Regions from separate parts of the Homo sapiens genome. Here region 1 is linked to region 2. A link is an interaction called in ENCODE POLR2A ChIA-PET data of the cell type or tissue named here. Cell type or tissue: PC-9. All regions are shown on one strand. Links, peaks and the distances in the headings refer to the core of each region. The heading gives the core; the rest is flanking DNA. Region 1 overlaps ZBTB7C (zinc finger and BTB domain containing 7C). Region 2 has its middle 70 kb from the start of SMAD2.

Region 1 (9,357 bases), core at 2,767-5,266, 130 kb after region 2:
CTCTAGAGATTAACCTCAGGCTGCTTCTCTGCTTAAAATGTGCTGGTGCATTATTTGAGGACAGAAATGGAGCTTTAGTCACTTTGTCATTTACAGGAGGTATTTGGGAAAAGTTGGTTGAATGAGTGACATTCTGGGCCGCTATTAGAAATAATAATAGAAGAAGAGGAGCAAAGCTCTGGGGGCTTTAAGGGAAGTGGGCAGGGATGACCCTGAGTGGGGAGGGAGAAGAAAGTGATGCTAGGTCAATCCTACCATATCACAGTTGTGCACACAGCTAGCCAGGGCAACAACACGGGTGATCTGGTCCTTGCCCTTGAAGAGCGTGACTGTCTTACCAAGTAACGGCCATTTGTATGACTCTGCTAATCCTCCTCCGAGAAGTTGGGAAAATTGTCCTCAACACTCAGAATGGTCAAAGCTGAACTTCAGAAACCATCTACTTAAAGGCTCTCTGAATCATTTTCAGCAGCAGAAGCCCCCTTTTATAAATAAAATTTTGTGCAGAACCAGATCCACACAGATCTGTTTTGCTTGAGCCAGCTGTGTGAATCTCTGTGGAGAACACCAGCGTAATCCATCCAACTCCCCATTTCAAGTCAGGAAATTGAGGCAAAGAGAGGTTAAAAAGTGTTCTCAGACTTCACCACAATCACCTCCAAGCACCCGGTGGCCTCCCTTGAGATTCAACTTCAGTACTTCTTGGGTAGGCATGGGCATCTATAATCTTTTATTTATTTTTATTTTTTACTTTTTTGAGATGGAGTCTTGCTCTGTCACCTAGACTGGAGTGCAGTGGTCCCATCTCAGCTCACTGCAACTCCCACCTCCTGGGTTCAAGCGATTCTCCTGCCTCCGCCTCCCTAGTAGCTGGGATTACAGGTGCGTGCCACCACGCCTAGCTAATTTTTCTATGTTTAGTAGAGATGGGGTTTCACCATATTGGTCAGGCAGGTCTCGAACTCCTGACCTTAAGTGATCCGCCCGCCTCCGCGTCCCAAAGTGCTGGGATTACAGGCGTGAGCCATGGCACCTGGCCTGAAATCTTTTAAAGGACTTTATAGGTGATTGCAACATGTAATCAGGTTTAGGAACTGCTGGACTAAGCACCATTTGATGGTGAAGAGTCCATTCATAGCAGAGCATAGTCCAGGCTGCTCTTGGGTCATACAAGCCAAATTCCATTACGATAACTTCCAAGAAGCACTGGAATTCACTTCTGGTCCTCAGGTTTGGCTACACTGAACATGATGCCACAGAATGGCTAATGACCAGGACTTAGGATGTTCTAATGAAAGGATAGTTGTTTTTTTTTTTGTGTGTAATGTTTGGTAGTCTTCAAACTAGGTGAGTTCCCCCATGCCAGTTGGCTCAAATTTGTCTTTGTTAAGAGTGTTAGTTATCCTATTCAGTCCCATAGGCATAAAACTGGGATAAAATGATTTCACTGTGGAGCTGAAATATCAGCATGAAATAGAGTACTCAGCCATACAAAGTGACTGTCTTATAGGGACATAGAGGGAAAGCTCAGTATAGAGCTCTGGGACATGCAAAGGAAACACCAGGGTGTGCAGGATGCTCAAGAGGTCTGAATGGCTCTCACTATACCTATAGAAAGCAAGCATGGCTGAGCTGATCCCAGAATATTTCCTGGCTACTGCTCCCTTGAGCATATAAACCCTTAAAGATAGGACGGCTACAATAAAAAGGCCATATTATCAACAAGTGTTGGTGGGGATATGGAGAAACTGGAACCATCACATACCTGCTGGTGGGAATGTCTAATGGTACAGCCACTGTAAAAAAACATTCTGGTAGTTTCCCAAAGGGTAACTATCAAGTTACCATATGACCCAGCAATTCCACTCCTAGGTATATACCCCAAAGAAATGAAAACCTAGGTCCACACAAAAACTTGCAAATGATTGTTCAAAACAGCATTATTTACAGAAGCCAAATATGGAAACAACCTATATATCCATCACGGGTAAATGGATTTACCCATTATGGGTAAATATAATTATGAATGGGTAAATAAAATATGGTGTATCTATACAAGGAATATTGTTCAGCAATAAAGAGAAATGAAGTACTGATGCATGCTACAAAGCTAACGACTCAAAAGTGTTAGGTTAGTTGAAAGACACTAGTCACAAAAGACCACATATTATCTGATTCTATTTATACGAAAGGTCCAGAATAGGCAGATCTATAGAGACAAAAGGTAGATTATTGGTAACCTAGGACGGCTTGGGGTGAAATGGGCAGTGACTGCTAATGGGTACAGTATTTCCTTTGGAGTAATCAAGATACTATAAAACTGATTATGATAATGGTTACACAGCCCTGCAAATATGCTAAAAACCATTGAATTTACACTTTAAATGGGTGGATTATATGCTATGTGAATTATATCTCAATAAATTTTATTGACTGTTTTATTAAGAAAAACAGAAACAAAACAAACATTAGAAAAGTTTCTGTTGTTTAAGTTCTGCTTAATAGAGGCAGCCTCTGCTAGATTTCCCTAGGGCTTATGGATGGCAAGTGTCAACAGGAGCTGAGACCACTGTCATCTCTCCAGTGACCTCTTCCAGTGGCTCCAGAAAGACCAACGGACCAACCTGTTGTCTCCAGAAACAATTTAACAGAATTGTCAGCCAGACTCCACAGCCAAGAAAGCAATAGCCCTGCAGGTATGTGTACAACGCATATGTGTAGGCAGCACAGATTTTCCTGAAGGCCAAGTCCAGTTATATGATATCATTTGGGAGGGCCACATGTACATTTGCATCTGGTTTGCATCTAATTTGGAAAAGCCGACATAGATCATGTGCCGTATTATTAGGTAATTTTTCAAGTTTGGAGTCTCAGAGTTGCTCCACTCAATTTGTTCAGTGGATGGACTCAGTTATTGACTGATGAATTACAGCTTGCTCCGGGGTTCCTGGCCTAGGAGGGGCAGCCTGTGGTCATGCAAGCTTTCCTGTTCTGTGTTCCATGCACACACAAGCCAAGCTACCATTGTGGGGCAGCTCTTATCCCATGGGGGGAACCTCCTTCTCACTAGCTGGCCTCTGGCATGGAGGAGGGAGGTGCATGGGTGCGGATGAAGTGGAAGGAGGCCCACTCTAGCTGATCCCCTTCCAAGCAAGGCCTAGATGGAGGGGGCCTTCCAAATGGAACAAAAGGGAAAATGACAGAAGAGAGCAAGCATTTCTATTTATCTAAACACAGGATCAAGATGTACAGTGGGAAAGTGAAATTATGCTGCAATTTTGAAAGTCATCCACTGAAGATAAACTCTCCCTTCAAAGGAATTACTCATTTCACTCCATCATGATACCTCAGGGTCTATCAGTATTCAAATTTATTAAGCAATAACATGCAGAATGTATGATATAAAGGGCCTGTGTCATCACACATTCCCCACGCTATTTTTTTTTTTTTTTGCTAAGTCATGAGAAGTGCAGCAAGTTAAAAATCAAACAAAAATTAACAAGCACACACACACAAGATGGAAAATAAATCCTCCGTGGAAGTTACTATGAAGCAGGAGGCTTTAGAAAGGAAAAACACAATCTCTGACTAATATGAAGGAGACTCCAAATTGCTCTTGGCAACAATCTCTCAACCCGATTCCCCTCCCTCTATTCATCTCCACAGTTCCCAGCCAAAGGAAAATAAACTGAACAGCTCTCTCCCTGGCCCAACCTGTAGGGCTGCCTGGCTGAGCAAGGGCTGAGCAAACAAACATCCCCATGCAATTATACACCTGTGTAATTGCTGTAAACACTGGGATAGCCAGCTGGGTGCTCACGGCCCTTATCAAGCTGATAATCTCAATATTGGGGGAAAATGCCTTTATTCTGGCAGCACGACATCAAGGTAGTATGCAATATGATCTTGTGACCTCAAACCCAGGATTTTTTTTTTTTTTTTTTTTTAAGAAAAGGAAGTAGAAAAAAACTATTCTTCTAGCAGAAGTCGGTAACAATTCTGGGGAAAGAAAGTCCCAGAGCATCACTCAGATGGGTAATAGTTTCAAGGCAAGATTTATCAGTTCACCTTCCTCACAAAAGTGATAGTTAATTTTAGAGGTAGTTATCTTAAACCTATTACACCATTCAGGATGGAAGGAGAGTTAACAGGCCAAACGCCCCAGATTATTTATGGCTGCTCTGTCTCAAACATCCATCCAACACCATTCTATTAGGACAGATATGTCTGGTCAGCTAAAACGAAGGAGGACAGGATTCTCAGGAAATGGCATTGTAAGTGGAGATGTAAGTGGATGAAGGGTCTTTCAGTTGAGTCCTAAAACCGCCCCGGAAGGCCAAAGTGAGCTGCTCTGTGAACCATGTACGGTCTAGAGACTTGGGTTCTAGTCTTGGCTTTGCTACCAACAAGTCCTGTGAGTGTAGACAAGCTTCCCTCCCCAAAGGTAAGGGCAGGCGCTTGAAGCTAAACTCGAGTCCTATGAAAATGCCATCCTGGCCACTGAGGAAGTGGGCAGATGCATCAGCAGGGTGACACCCTGGGACAGTTCTCAGCCCGGCCAGCACTGATCCAGAGAGAGATGCCAGTACTCTCAGAGACTGTTTGGGCCTCTTCTTGTCATCTCCAGCTGGCATGTGCCAAAAGTGCAGACTCTTCGAAACCCACAACTGTAAACCCTAAATGAATAATCTGAACAGCAGGGGCTCAAACAGCTTCCTGGGCACTTGGGGCAGAGGCTGACTGTGCTGTGTGCATTCCACTGCATCCCCTTGAACCAGGGACAAGTCCTGGTGACTGCAGCATGGAGACTCCAGTCATTCTAACTTCCCCGCTCTTTCCTCTCCTTCCTTCTCCCTCTCCTCCTCTTCATCCAGGCCTCCTGCTGCTGCTTCTCAACAGCAATGCTTCCCAGGCTCCTTCCCAGGCTCCATCTCACTTCATCCAACCCTTTGAGGGTTGCACTATTACTATTACTATTACTATTCCCATTGACAGAGGCCAGAGATCTCGTCTGATTTCAGTTACTGATGTATGCCCAGCACTTAGCATGGTACCTGGACACATACAGTAAACAATACAATAGCGTTGAATAAATGACTGATTGTTTAAAAAGAAAATGACATTAAAAAAAGTTAATATTAAGTGTAACACATACTATTTTCTGTTGTACTATAATTATACCAAGGCGATTCCTGTCTCTGCAGTTAAAGTGTAAGATTCTAAAAGACGTGGGGTACAATGAGTGGCTTTCAATCCTGCCTCTGCTACTACCTGGACAATGTATTTAACCCATTTGGGCCTCAGTTTCCCCATCTGCAAAGTGGGGCTAATGATTCATATCTGATGTGGCCTAATATGAGTCTTTTTTGGGAGAGTGGGTTCTTTTTCTATGCAGCCCAGGTTGTGCCTTAAGGGGGGAGGACCGGCACTGGGGCTACTTTTCTTTCCTGGAGTTTCACCCAGCGGGGGTTCCTGAGCCTTTCTAAGCCCAGAGAGGATTTAACTGGGTGAAAGAAGGGGAACGGAGGGAGTGGAGCTGAAACTTGAACCTGGCAGAGCCTTTACCACCTCCAAGCCAGCGCGCCCCTCCCCCTTCCAAAAAATCTTCTATCTCATCTGGAGAAACTGCTCGATTGTTTCAATCACTTCCTTTCTATTTTCAAAATTCCGCATTTAGAAGAACTGGAAGTGGTCTGCCACTAGCCGACCAATAAGTCGCTGGAGTGGGGCTTCCTTCTGCGCGAAGCTGGGTACCAGCTATTAAAAGAAAGAAGGCAGCCGCCCGCTGCCCACCCGCCTGCCGGCACAGACACAGCCAGGACAACGGAAGCCAGGAACAGAAAGGAGCGACCCTGGAGCCCTCACCACAGAGCACGGCGTGGGGGACCCGACGCTGGATGCTCCGCGCGGGGTGGGCGGCGGGCAGGGGGGCGTGGGTGCTGGGTTAGGGGGAAGCTCTCTCCATCGTCCTTCCCAGGCCAGCCCCGCGGCCGCTGCGCCCGCCTGCAGGAACTCAGGCGCTCCAGTGGGTGACGCCGGCCCGGGCGCCCGCGGGAGTGGGGACGCACGGGGTCAGTCCTTTTGCGCCACCCACACCGGGCCGTCTCCGGAGCTGAGAGACTATAGCTCGACTCGCCTGCTCGGGTGGGAGTGCTCCCCATCCACTCACCCCCAGGTTGGAGTCCAGGGAAGAGCCCCCCACCCACCCAGCTCAGCGCGCGATTTGAGCCCAGGGACCTGACAGGGCTCCCGCCGCGCGCCTAGCTGGACTTCTGCCAATCGCTCCTTTAATTTCTGCCCGTATCGCCGGCCCTCGACTTTTGCCAAGTTGCCATGGCTTTTGTCCCCCCTCCCTCCCGTCCCCAAGTTTTGCATCTGACTCTCAGGAGGACCAAGCATTCTTGGGGGAGACAATTTAAACTACCAAGGTACACCCGCAACTCCCTCTCGGAGTGCCCTTACGTTCCTTCGGCTGGCCCCTCGCCCCAAAGGAGCCCGCTGGCGTGGGCCGGCGGCAATGGGGCAGTGGCGAGAGTTGCTCTCTGCAGAGTTCCAGATCCTCTCTCCTATTTCGGAAGAGGTGCGTGGCCCCACGCCCCGCAGGAGCTCCGGCGAGGCTGGGGGAGTTGAACGCTTTGCGGACGCCGCCACCCGCGCCAGCCAGAGCCGCCCCGCGGCCACCCGGCCACAGGGTCCCCGCAGCGCGTAGCGAGAATGCCCGCAGCGCTCTCCCGGCCGCCCGGAAGGGCTTCCTCCCCCACCCCCTCCCCACGGCCCGGCCGCTGGGCTCCCCAGAGCCCCGATCCTAGCCCAGAGGCGGGCCGAGGCCGCCGCAGACCCACCTGGCCGCCCCGGGGACGCCGCGCTCGTGCCCGGGCCGTGTCCTGAGCGCCGCCAGGGTCCCGGGCTGGGAATCCACGCGGCCGCGCTGCTCGCGGGAGCCTGCCGCAGCCGGCGGGAGGTTGTCATTGATTCGTGCTGGGCGAGTTAAGCCATTCCAGGAGTGGTTTTGAGAGAGCACTCCCTCCCCACCCTCCAACCAGAAGTATTTGGCCGGGAGCCCCTTTGGTCCACCTGTACTGTTAAGCGCAGGACAGGACGATCTCACCACTCGCGCGTTACGCTTCACTTTATGACACCAAATTAAGATCTTTGGAAAAGGTAAAGCAGAAATAAAGGCAAGGGCGGTGGAGGAGCTTTTCTTTTCCCCTCTTTTCTTCCGGGTTCCTCCGTTTTGTTTTTTGTGGGTTTCCCCCCACTCTCCTTCTCTAGTACTTCACAAAATGACTTACCACTTATCTCAAAGCAAGGGAGGCTTTTTATTATTATTGTTTTATTCAATTCAGCGTGTCTGTCTTTTTAGAGGCAATTTATTTCCATTTGCCTGAAACCTAAGCCCAATAAAATTACTAGAATTATATGTTTTCTCCTTACAGGGTCGTGAGTGTAACTTAACCAAATCAAACACTAAACAGCAATCCTTTAAGTAACAAAAAAAAGAGGGAGTGCAGGAAGTAACCACAGCACTGCAGCTCCCTCCTCCGTTGGAGATCATGAGACCTTGTGGGTGGGACCCACAGACACCCCTTCCCCTCGAACAAACAGACATATCACGCAGGCTGACTCAGAAATGCCAACTGGAGATTCCGGCAGTCCACACTGGGGTGGGCCAGCCACCAATCACAGAGGTGTGGCCAAACACCCTCTCCCAGGCCTTTCCTTCAAACCTCACACAAACCTCTCCTTCGAGCCTTCTTGAAAACTGCCACCTGGGAGGCTCTGGCCAGCTGGGTGCTGTCAGGCCTCTTTTACCCTGGAACTGACTGGTCACCTGGAGGAAATAACCATTTAATGCCTTGATACCTCTGCTGACTGTTCTCAGAAATGGGGGAAGCGCCAGGGGAGTGAATCTTTCCTGTTGATCATCTTACCCCGGTGCCATGGAAAATAAGCACAAAACAAGAGTCCAACGAGGTGCTTGGCCTTCCATGGCCTCTGCCACTCTTCTCCGGCAGGCCATGAGCCTTAAAGGATCCTGAAACCAGAAGTAAATCTCAAAGGTGCATTGGCCATGAAGGTCCAGGGATGAGGCTGTGCTTTGCAGAGCCCCAGAAAGATGGTTCAGACAAAACTATCTCCTCCAACAGGTGCCCCTTGCCTGAAATTCCAATGTTAGAGATTCATTCCTTCTCGGGGTATGCCCTGCAGGGAGCCTGCCCCAGAGAGGCAGGGAAACTTGTGTCAGGAAGGCAGGAAAGGTCGGGTCTCTCTCTGTGGTTCCCTCTAAAACTGTAAATACCCACCGCTGCAGGCAGGGGAGCAGGCATTTCCACAATAGACTAGAATGCATCTGTCAAACCCTCCATGCTGTGGAAAGAGGGCTGTGGACTGCTGCGTGAGGGGAGAGAGAGGCTGGGCAGCCAGGATGTGGTGGGGAGAGGCTGCTAGGTCAGGGAATTGGGTGCTGAAGGGAAGAAGCAGGGGTGCTTCATCAGAGCAGGTGGACAGTTTCCAAGATTGGATGACTCCATAGCTTTTTATCAAAAACCAGGTACTCCCGGAACACCCAAGACAAAGACTGAGAAGTCAAATCCCTTTGTCCACAAAGGCACTAGTTAAATATCCAATGAAGCATTAACTCCACACTCCACTCCCAGACCCCAGGAGGTAAAGGTGCCAACACATGACCTGGATGGAATCAGTATGAATCCAGAAGTGTTTGCTGTGTGCCCGTAAAGGGTTTGCCTCAGCGGCCTGGGTGGAGGTGGGGTGGGTGCAGTGGGGTGCCAACCTCGGAGCCTCTCTTCTTGTGGGGCAGATAAAGCACAGGCGGACTGGAGAGTGGGGCAAGGTGCATCCAGCACCCTGTGGGTGCATAAGGAACAGGGCAGTGCTTTTGCAGAGCAGTTAGTAAGGCAGGCTCACAGGGACAGGGCTACAGGAGGAGTGGGGCTGGGCAGGCCTGGAAGATGGTGCTGCAGGGAGCAGGAGAGGAGGGCATGTCAGGTGCGGGAGTGGAGGCAGGAGGGGGAGTCACTGGGGAAAGCCAGCAGCTGGCCTGGTTCAGAGGGTTCACTCAGTAGTTAAGAAAACAGGAGGGGGTCTATGAGGTAGAGCCAGTTTATGGGTGCAGCTTCTGGCTGAAAGGAGAGAGTGCAGGGCAGAGCCTTGTTTGGAGAGGAGGAAGGATGGGAGCACCTTTTCAAACCCAGCTGGAGCGGGATGTGGGAGGGAAGCTGTAGGGAGGGGTGCACAGAGTTGAGGTGCCCAGCCCAGCTTACCCCCAGGCGGCTCCTCCTAGCCAGGGTTCCAGTCCCCGGACTGGAAGGAGTGTCTGGGTAGGCTATGGGTGGTGCC
Region 2 (9,357 bases), core at 6,090-8,589:
TGCAGGGAGATGATAAAAATTGCAGCTGTTGCAGTCAGCTATGCTTTCTACAACGTAAGTGTCTTGATTGAAGCAGAGAGGGTGGGAGGAGCTGGGGCACCCAACAGTGCTCAGGGAACAGAGGACCAAAGAGCCACCAGGCAGAACCATCTCTCACAATAGAAGACTGACATTTTGTGATCACAGCTCCTGAAAGGAACAAAGGATGGACAATAGCAGGAACTGGAGGAGAAAAAGAACAAGCTATTAACAAGCAAATTAAGACCAGACAAGGGAGATGAATCAGAAGTGATCCAATAACCAGCCCTGGATTAAGTGCATCTGGCTCTCCCGGGGATTTCACAGTCATTTGCTTCAAACTGCTAATCTTTTCTGAGAGGTTCCCTTCAAGCCGTCTGGAAGGAATGAATAAATGGATGGCTTAGCCAAATAGTTACTCCTGCAATGTTTTATACATGGGTGAGCATATACATTGTCATGCCTCATTGATTCAGGATTTAAAGTTTGACTGTTTTACAGAATTACAGAATTTTAGAGTTAGAAGTGACCTAAACGGCATTTAGTCCATCTGTCATTTTGCAGACGAGGAAACTGAAGCTCAGATAGGTCATATGATTTTTTTCCTATTTCATGCATCAAAATATTGGCAGAGCTAGGACTAGAACCCAGGTCTCCAACTTTTAGTCCAATACTGTTTTACTAACTAGTTGCCATTGGTTACTCTAGTATTTTTCTAAGTTTACTTAGCTGCGAGCAACAGAAATATTTAACATAAGTAACAAGACCAAAAAAGTAGAATCAATAATTTCACTACTTGTCTTTCCTAGGTGGGATATTACAGAGGCAGGTGCATATGCACAGGAGGGTGAGAAAAATAACTTGAGTGTGTGTGACATGGGTAAATGATAAAGTCTCATTGCCTCATCTGTAGCATGGGGTCAATAATAGGACCTAGCACACAGGTCGGGGTGAGGTAGCAGAGAGCTTGGCACATGGCATTCAATATATATTAGCTAGTTTCTTCTTTTTTTTCCCTCCTCCTCCTCCTCCTTTCTTCTTCTATTATTATTATATGAGAGAATGCCAGTTAATTCTTGGTTTAAGTTGAGGCAGAAAGTCACCTTTCAGGGGCTGTTACTTGCATACAAATATCGAAAGTCACAAAGGCACCAATTGCCCTGGGCGAGAGCATGTAAGATCTTTTGTGGCTGGATCTGTTTGCCTCCTGATACTTCCTAGCATGCTAGTTGGTGGCTAGGGAGGGAGGCAGGTCTGCATAGAAGTCAAGGGAACTAAGCTGGAGGAAAGGGAGAGACTAGTGACTCACCCCATCACTTGGGACTAGAGACTGTAGGGAAGGCTGTCACTGGAATCCCCTCCTGACCTCGCTTTCCTTGGCATAGAAGGTTGTGCTGCAAAAACAACAGCTGAGCTTAGGAGAGTGTGAGCAGAAAAAGGATCACTCTTGGAGCAGAGCTCAGGATGTAGGGTCTGTGGTCTCTGACAGTGCTGATTACTGTTAGCCATACTTGTAAGCCGGAATAGGTTAACAACCCGGCAGTGCAGGAATAGTGACCAGCAGCGCCCCCATGTGGCTGCAATGGAAGCAGCACAAATACTCAGTCGAGCACACTTGGGAGCTCTCTCTGGCTGGTATTTGCAACCTGAACTGACTTTGAAATAAATAAATCCTGGGCTGTTCTGGGTAAAGCAAAAGGTCTCTGGAGGGATATGTGGGATTTTCTGTTACTTTGGGCAGCAATTGCTCATTTAATTATTTTGAACCATAAAATAGAATTGCCCTTTACTCAAAGCTGGTCATAAGGGATACTAGTCTATATCCTTGAAAACACGTATTTATAAATACATACAGAACAATCACAGCTGAAGTCCTTAATAGTTCTGAATTAAATATGTTATGCATAACTTTGAAAGCTTTATTTAGCTAACGTCCCTAGCTTTAGTTAATAATTATAATAATAGTAACAACAAAACATCAACTGTATACTGACTACATGCCAGATTCTATATTAAATTCTTACATGCATTATCTCATTGAATATTTACAGACACTTTATCAGGTGGGTACATTTTACAGATGAGAAAACTGAGGGCAGGGGGGTGATGTGCACAAAGTTACATGTAACTAGGAGTGAAAAAGTTAAGATTTGACATAAACCTGACCTGACTTTAAAATTCTGCCTCGTAAAAGCAGTGTTTAGGCCGGGCACAGTGTCTCACGCCTGTAATCCTAGCACTTTGGGAGGCCGAGGTGAGTGGATCACCTGAGGTCAGGAGTTTGAGACCAGCCTGACCAATGTGGTGAAACCCCATCTCTACTAAAAATACAAAACTTAGCTGGGTGTGGTAGCGGGTGCCTATAATCCCAGCTACTTGGGAGGCTGAGGCTCGAGAATCGCTTGAACCTGGGAGGCGGAGGTTGCAGTGAGCCGAGATTGCACCATTGCACCCCAGCCTGGGTGACAAGAGCGAAACTCCATCTCAAAAAAAAAAAAAAAAGCAGTGTTTACAGAACGTTGCATTCTCTGGTATTCCTCAGACTAACACCTGGGAATTTTTAGCATCTATTTGATGCTTGCTATTATAGTTTTATATCAATAGTAAAGTCATTATTCCTCGCTTATTTATATACATTTATCTGTATATTGACTGTCTCTCCTAGTGCCTGGTATAAAGTAGAAGCTTAATCAATAATAGTGGAATAAAAAATGAGTGTTATGCTTGGTCTGAATATTCCCTCCAAATGACGAACATTCCAGGTTTTCCAACCAACAAAAGGAAGCTCCAGAAAGAAGTTATGTTTCTGGGGTTGCCTCCATTAAGGTCCATGGGCCAAGACTGTTGGTGTGGGCTGTGTTGGCCCTGCCAGGCCTCTCCAGGATCTGTCCTGTGGCCCTCAGCAGTTAGGCATTCCCCTCATTTGCTCACTAGCAGGCCTCTGTATTCCCATCCTAGAGCTTTCCCCTGCCATTCTCCCCTCCCAGAATGCCATTCTCCACCTCAGTTTGGGCTACTTTCAATTCTTTTTCTTCAAGACATACCTTTTCCCCAGTCTTCCTTGCCCCTTCACCTTCACACACATAGATTAGTCTCCCTGTTTTGGGAGCTCCCATACTTGCAGTGTCTTTAGGAGTGGACAAGGCTGAAAGAGGCCCAGATGCTACCCAGACCTGGATGGTGAAATGGTTTGGCTGTGTCCCCATCCAAATCTCATCTTAAATTGTACTCCCATAATCCCCACATGTTGTGGGTGGGACCTGGTGGGAGATAATTGAATCATGGGGGCGGTTTCCCCCATACTGTTCTCATGGTAGTGAACAAGTCTCATGAGATCTGATGGTTTCATCAGGGAAACCCCTTTTGCTTGGCTCTCATTCTCTCTTACCTGACACCAGGTAAAGATGTGCCTTTGCTTCTCCTTTGATTTCTACTGTGATTGAGAGGCCTCCCCAGCCATGTGGAACTGTGAGTCCATTAAACCTCTTCTCCTTTATAAATTACCCAGTCTCGGGTATGTCTTTATCAGCAGTGTGAAAACGGACTAATGCAGATGGCAAACTTCTCCTTGGCCTAGGGTTGCTAGGAGGTGCTTCAGGGAGCCCCCTTGGGGAAAGGGTCAGGAAAGGGGAGCCCATGCCGGAAGAGTCCTGGGTCTCCTCTCACCACTTAAACAAGATGCCCTGCTTCCATCTGTAGGATGTGACTTCCTTTGAAACAAGATGTTAACTGGTCAAAAATACGAAAAACCACTGCTCTATTTCCACCTCCTGCTTTTACAGATAAGAAAACCTCAACTCTTATTTAGACCTCAAAATTCCTCCTTCTTTCCTTGGTTCCTCCCTTCCTCCCTTCCATGTAGCAGAGTTGTGGCAAATGGGCCCCATGTGGGACACCTTATTTCTCTGCTTTCCTTGCAGCTATTTCCGTGTGGCCATGTGACAAAGTTCTCACCAACAGAAAATGAGTGGAGTGACAGGGGCAAGTTTTGCATCACTCGTTTAGGAGGAAATAGCGTGTCCTTCCCTTTTCCTCTTTCTGGGCTCCCATGTGCTGGGTCACAAATGGGCAGTGACTCAGCTTGGGCCATGCCTGTGGGGACAACTGCCTGAGCCAGGGGTCTCTAACTTTCTTCGTGACATGAGCTCCCTTGGCAGTACAGTGAAGCCTATGGACTTTATCACTCCATATGCATTTATTTTAATGTATAAAATAAAATACAGAAGGTTACAAAAGAAACCAATTATACTGAAATACAGATATTAAAATAACTGTAACATAAGCACATACACAAGCACACCTAAATTTGTGACACAGTAAAAATGTACTTCTTTATTGACATTAAATAATAAAATCTAGCAGCAGGGCTGATAACAACTGTAATTTTAAAATGGTAATAAACATTAAGTGATATTTTGAGATATCTTCAACATTGTAATGTGAGATGAAAAATCTTTATGATTTCTATTGGCCACAAAGTCTTTGATCTTGCTAGTACTTCAGAGGTTTATTGCCGTTTGCATAATTGAAGGAAATGCTAAATTTCATGTAGAAGTTTTTGAAAGTACAGATGTAATTTTTTTCTATGCAAGTTCACAAATCCCTTGATTTCTATCTATGGACTCCAGGTTGAGAACCCTTGCCTTAGGGCAGGAGTCCCCAACCCCTAGGCCATGGACCAGTACTGGTCTGCAGCCTATTAGGAACTGGGGCGCACAGCAGAAGGTGACCAGTGGGCAAGCAAACAAAGCTTCATCTGTATTTACAGCCACTCCCATCGCTCACATTACCGCCTGAGCTCTGCCTCCTGTCACATCAGCAGTGGCATTAGATTCTCATAGAAGCGTGAGTTCTACTGTGAACTGTGCATGTGAGGGACCTAGGTTGTGGCTCCTTATGAGAATCTAATGCCTGATGATCTGTCACTGTCTCCCATCACTTCCAGATGGGACTGTCTAGTTGCAGGGAAACAAGCTCAGGGCTGCCACTGATTCTACATAATGGTATGTTGCATAATTTTTATACTTTTCATTATATATTATAATGTAAATTGTATATTATATGACAATAAAAATAAAGTGCACAATAAACGTAATGCACTTGAATCATCCCCAAACCATCATTCCCCCACCCTCTGGTCCATGGAAAAATTGTCTTCCACAAAACTGGGGCTGCCTCCGTTTAGGAAGCCCATGGGCCAAGGCTGTTGGTGTGGGCTGTTGGTGTGGGCTATGTCCCCATACCGGTCCCTGGTGCCCAAAAGGTTGGGGACCACTGCCTTAGGGGATGGGACAGCAAAAAGATGAACAGAACTTGGATCCCTGAATGTTTTTATGGAACAGAGCTGCCCTGCCAGTCTGGGCCACTCACCTCTAGACTATTATGAAAGAGAAATAAACAAATCTTACTTAAGCCATTGTAATAGTGAGTTCCTATTACAGCAATTTAGCCTATATCCTAATTCCTATACCCAGAGAGAAAATGGTTTGTTACATATTCTGTTTTCTGCATTTATATAAATGGTTTTCTGTTAGTTGGTCTCCCTAACCATCTCTTCCTCTTTTGCATATAGACAATATCTAGATCAGGGTTGGGTAGAGACTAAGTGTTCAGTTCATATGTGCTGAATTAATACAAATCTGTATAATTGAGTACAAAACACTAGAAAAGGCCAGGCCTGGAGGCTCATACCTGTAATCCCAGCACTTTGGGAGGCTGAGGTGGGTGGGATGGCTTGAGGTCAGGAGCTCGAGACCAGCCCTGGCCAACATGGCGAAACCCCATCTCTACTAAAAATACAAAAATTAGCCAGGTGTGGTGATGCGCGCCTGTAGTCCAAGCTACTCAGGAGGCTAAGGCAGGAGAATCGCTTAAACCTGGGAGGCAGAGGTTGCAGACAGCTGAGATTGTGCCACTGCACTCCAGCTTGGGCGACAGAGCAAAGAAAAAACAAACAAACAAACAAACAAAACCACTAGAACACTAGCGGTCAGTGACCTCTGGGGCGGGGGGCCTTGGCCAGTGAAGTACTGTGTGTAAACCTTGATTTTTGTGGTTAGCTGTGTCACTTTGAATAGCCATAGCCATTTACACTCTCTCAACCTCAATTGCATTATTTATTATAACAGAGATAATAATTACTTGAAGTGTTCAAAGTACCAATGGGGTAGACAGATGATGCCCTAAAATCTACGTTGCTGTTCTTTAATATCAGTCACACTTGGAGTCCTTGAGTGTGGGCCTCCAGCACTTCCGAGATGGCTCCCTGCCTTTAGTTGCCGCTTACTGACTTGGGGGCAAAGGTAGAGGTAGGGGGCTATGAACATTCTCCTCTAGCCTGCTCTCGTTACTCAGCAGCAGTGATAACTACCCTTTTCTGAGCACGTCCCACATTCCAGACACTACGCACTGGCTCACTGTAGCCCTATGAAGAAAACACTATTGGTGTGATTCCCATTTTGCAAGGAAACTGAGGCACACAGAGGGAAAGTAACTTGCCCAAGGTGTCTTTCCATTACCAAGTGTCCAATTCAAGATTTGAACTCAATACTAGTGATTTGTTACACAGATGCACAGGCCATGTGTGTGGTGTGTGTGCATGTGTGTGTGTGTGTGTGTCTGGTGTGTGGGGAGGGAAACACTGGCTGTTTGAGATCCCTGAGCTGAGGAAGGTGAGCACAGAGTGAGCAGCAGTTGAAGGTGCCCCACGCTGCCCAGTTTGGGGATTCCAAGCAGGAGGGCCCGGGAGTAGCTGTCCCACTGACTTGAATGCACTTCAAGCCCTCTCTTGTTTCCCTAGGGCCGAGCTCTCTTAGCCTCCCAGCCCCAGTTTCAGGCCTCCTGGGTGGCATCCTCAGCTCACCTGCTGACTCCTTCTCTTCATCTAGGCCACTTCACTCCCTCTGGCCCCTGCTCAGTGCCTGGGCCTCGGCCTGGTGGCCTCTGGCCTGGCCAGGGGCATGCGGATGGCAGTGGCATTCCAGCAAGGGTGAGATCACCACCCATCGCCCTGGAGAACAGGCTGCCAGGGGAGGTGTCTGCGTCACTTGTGGCCTTGTTGGCAGATCATAAAAGCTGGAAATGCCTGATGAGGTAATTGTGCCCCAGGGCCCTGGGGGCCAGACCCTGCGGGCTCCCTCCATGGCTGCCACTTCCCATCACCTCCCTCTGGAGAGGCAGAGTGAGCAGGCTGCTTTTCTCTTCTTTTGCTTCACTGTGGGCCCCCTTCTGGCCCCTGGGAGGAGAGGGCAGAACCTCCATCTTCATGCCAGGGAGCCCCAGCTCCCCAAGTCTTTGCCAACAACTCTGAGACCCTGCCCTGTGGGGCCCTCCTCCAGGAGGGTCCAAGTAGCTGTTCCGTTGATACAGAGGGGTGTGGAAGAGTAGGGAAGGGGAAGCAATAAATAAAATAATGCTGATGTAAGAGGCTTGGTTTGAGCCAAGCTGCCTGGGAGAGACCCAGAGTCTAGAGCTAGTGTTGCTCACTGGCAGGGCTTGTCCATGCCTTTTCTGACTCTCAGTTTCCTCATCTGTGAAATGGGTGTGTTGGCCTAGAAACGAGGATCTTAATCTGCTGGGAGTGCAGATCCCTCTGAGGCTAGAGGCAAAACCGTGAGAACATGAATTCTAGAGCAGAAGGCTGACGCCTTTCCTTGGATGCTACCGTCAGGTCCCCAGTGAAGTTGGGTCTTTAAAATCCTGCCCCACCTAACAATCTCTGTTGCTTGAAGGTCACCAGGAAATGACACAGAAGCCTTTGGAGTGGTGCCCAAATGCTCACGTAGGCCTGCACCCTGCAGCTCTGAGGGCCCAGCCCCTAGGAAAGGGAGGGCAGTAGTTCCATGTGCTTCTCAGAAGAGCTGGTGCCAACAGGGTCCCTTTGAAGTTCCTGCTTAGGTCCTGGGCCCCAAAAGGAATGGCACAAAAAGACAGCCCGTCCCCGTCCTCCTTATAGCCTCATGGTGCCTGGTGCCATAAGATGGAGTGACGCAAATGTTCAGGCTGGGGAGGAAGTGTTGGGTCCAGTGTCTGAGGTCAGCCACATCACAGAGGTTCTTGCTCTGCTCAGGCTCTGGAAAGAATTTCTGCCCTGCAGCTGCAGTCAGCCCAGCTGGAGCTGAAAGAGTGGAAACTGCAGTAACAAAGCAATTAAAAAGCTGCAAAAGATCATCAGCTTGCTGACCACATTTCAAAGAATGCGAGAAAGCAGGTGATCATATTCCCAAGCCTCCAGCTTCTGTGAGAACCCATAGGTCAAGCACAGGCGTCCAGGCCTGTCCCACCAGGACCCTTTGCCCTCTCCCCAGATGATTTAGCACCCAGATGGTCCTCAGACTCACAAGGGGCAGAACACCTTGAGTTTATAAAGGTGCCCTGCAGCATTGAACTCACATGGTTAATTTCATCCCACATCAGAGGCTTATAAAAGGGGGTATCTAGAGTGATCACCATTACCTTCTATATTCATGATTACCCCCATTTTTAGGTGAGGAAACTGAGACTCAGGGGTTACCCAGCTATGAGACACAGGCCTGGCCTTGCCACTCAAACGTTCTGAGGCCAGGTTGACGTGTTTCTCACTCACTCATCTGCTCAGTTAAGTCATGATGCCAAAATACATATTATAGTCTGAAACAGGAGTAGGCAATGAACAGCCTGCTTCAAAACCAGCTCAGCACTTGTTTTTGTAAATAAAGTTTTATTTGAACAGCCATGCCCATTCATTTACATATGATCTATGGCTGCTCTTACTACAATGGCAGAGCTGACTAGTTGCAACAGAAACTGTATGGTCCACAAAGTCCTCAAAGCCTATTATATTTCCTATCTGGCCCTTTACAGAAAACATTTGCCCTAGTCTGGAATATTTACATCAACCTGGATTTCCTCAAGAAAGCAGGTCATCAGGAAGATGACTTCTTTATTTTTATTTTTAATAATTTCATCCTTTAGATTCAGAGGGTTTATGTCCAGGTTTGTGACATGGGTATATGGCATGATGCTGAGCTTTGGGGTACAAATGATCCCATCACCCAGGTAGTGAGCATAGTGCCCAATGGTTTTTCAACCCCTGCCCCCTTCTTGCCCTGTCCTAATAGTACCCAGTATATATTGTCATTTTTATGAGTACTCAGTGTTTAGCTCCCACTTATAAGTGAGGACACAAGTATTTGGTTTTCTTTTCCTGCGTTCTTTCACCTAGAATAATGGTCTCTGGCAGCATCCATGTTGCTGCAAAGGACATGATTTCATTCTTTTTTATGGCTGCATAGCATCCCAAGGTTGTACATGTACCACATTTTCTTTTTTTTTTTCTTTTGAGACGGAGTCTCGCTCTGT

What was found. Peaks named below come from ENCODE experiments on the same cell type or tissue, not always from the same donor. Only the 100,000 strongest peaks of a DNase experiment are listed, where the experiment ranks them.
Region 1: POLR2A ChIA-PET joins it to region 2 with 5 read pairs; 3 of 35 experiments call an interaction of 5 or more read pairs at or near these places.

What each region holds. Positions count from the first base shown.
Region 1 is chr18:48,130,165-48,139,521 of GRCh38, forward strand. All of the region lies in intron 3 of ZBTB7C (zinc finger and BTB domain containing 7C), which reads right to left. Among named protein-coding and RNA genes, the nearest start is that of ZBTB7C-AS1, 28 kb to the right of the region's middle. RefSeq lists an enhancer at 8,874-9,357. In PC-9, for the core only: no CTCF peak of the experiment used is centred there; DNase peaks (open chromatin) are centred at 3,347 and 3,757; H3K27ac peaks cover 878 bases.
Region 2 is chr18:47,996,111-48,005,467 of GRCh38, forward strand. No RefSeq gene overlaps it. Among named protein-coding and RNA genes, the nearest start is that of SMAD2, 70 kb to the left of the region's middle. RefSeq lists enhancers at 6,564-7,065, 6,838-8,037, 7,066-7,565. In PC-9, for the core only: no CTCF peak of the experiment used is centred there; DNase peaks (open chromatin) are centred at 7,041 and 8,091; H3K27ac peaks cover 2,186 bases.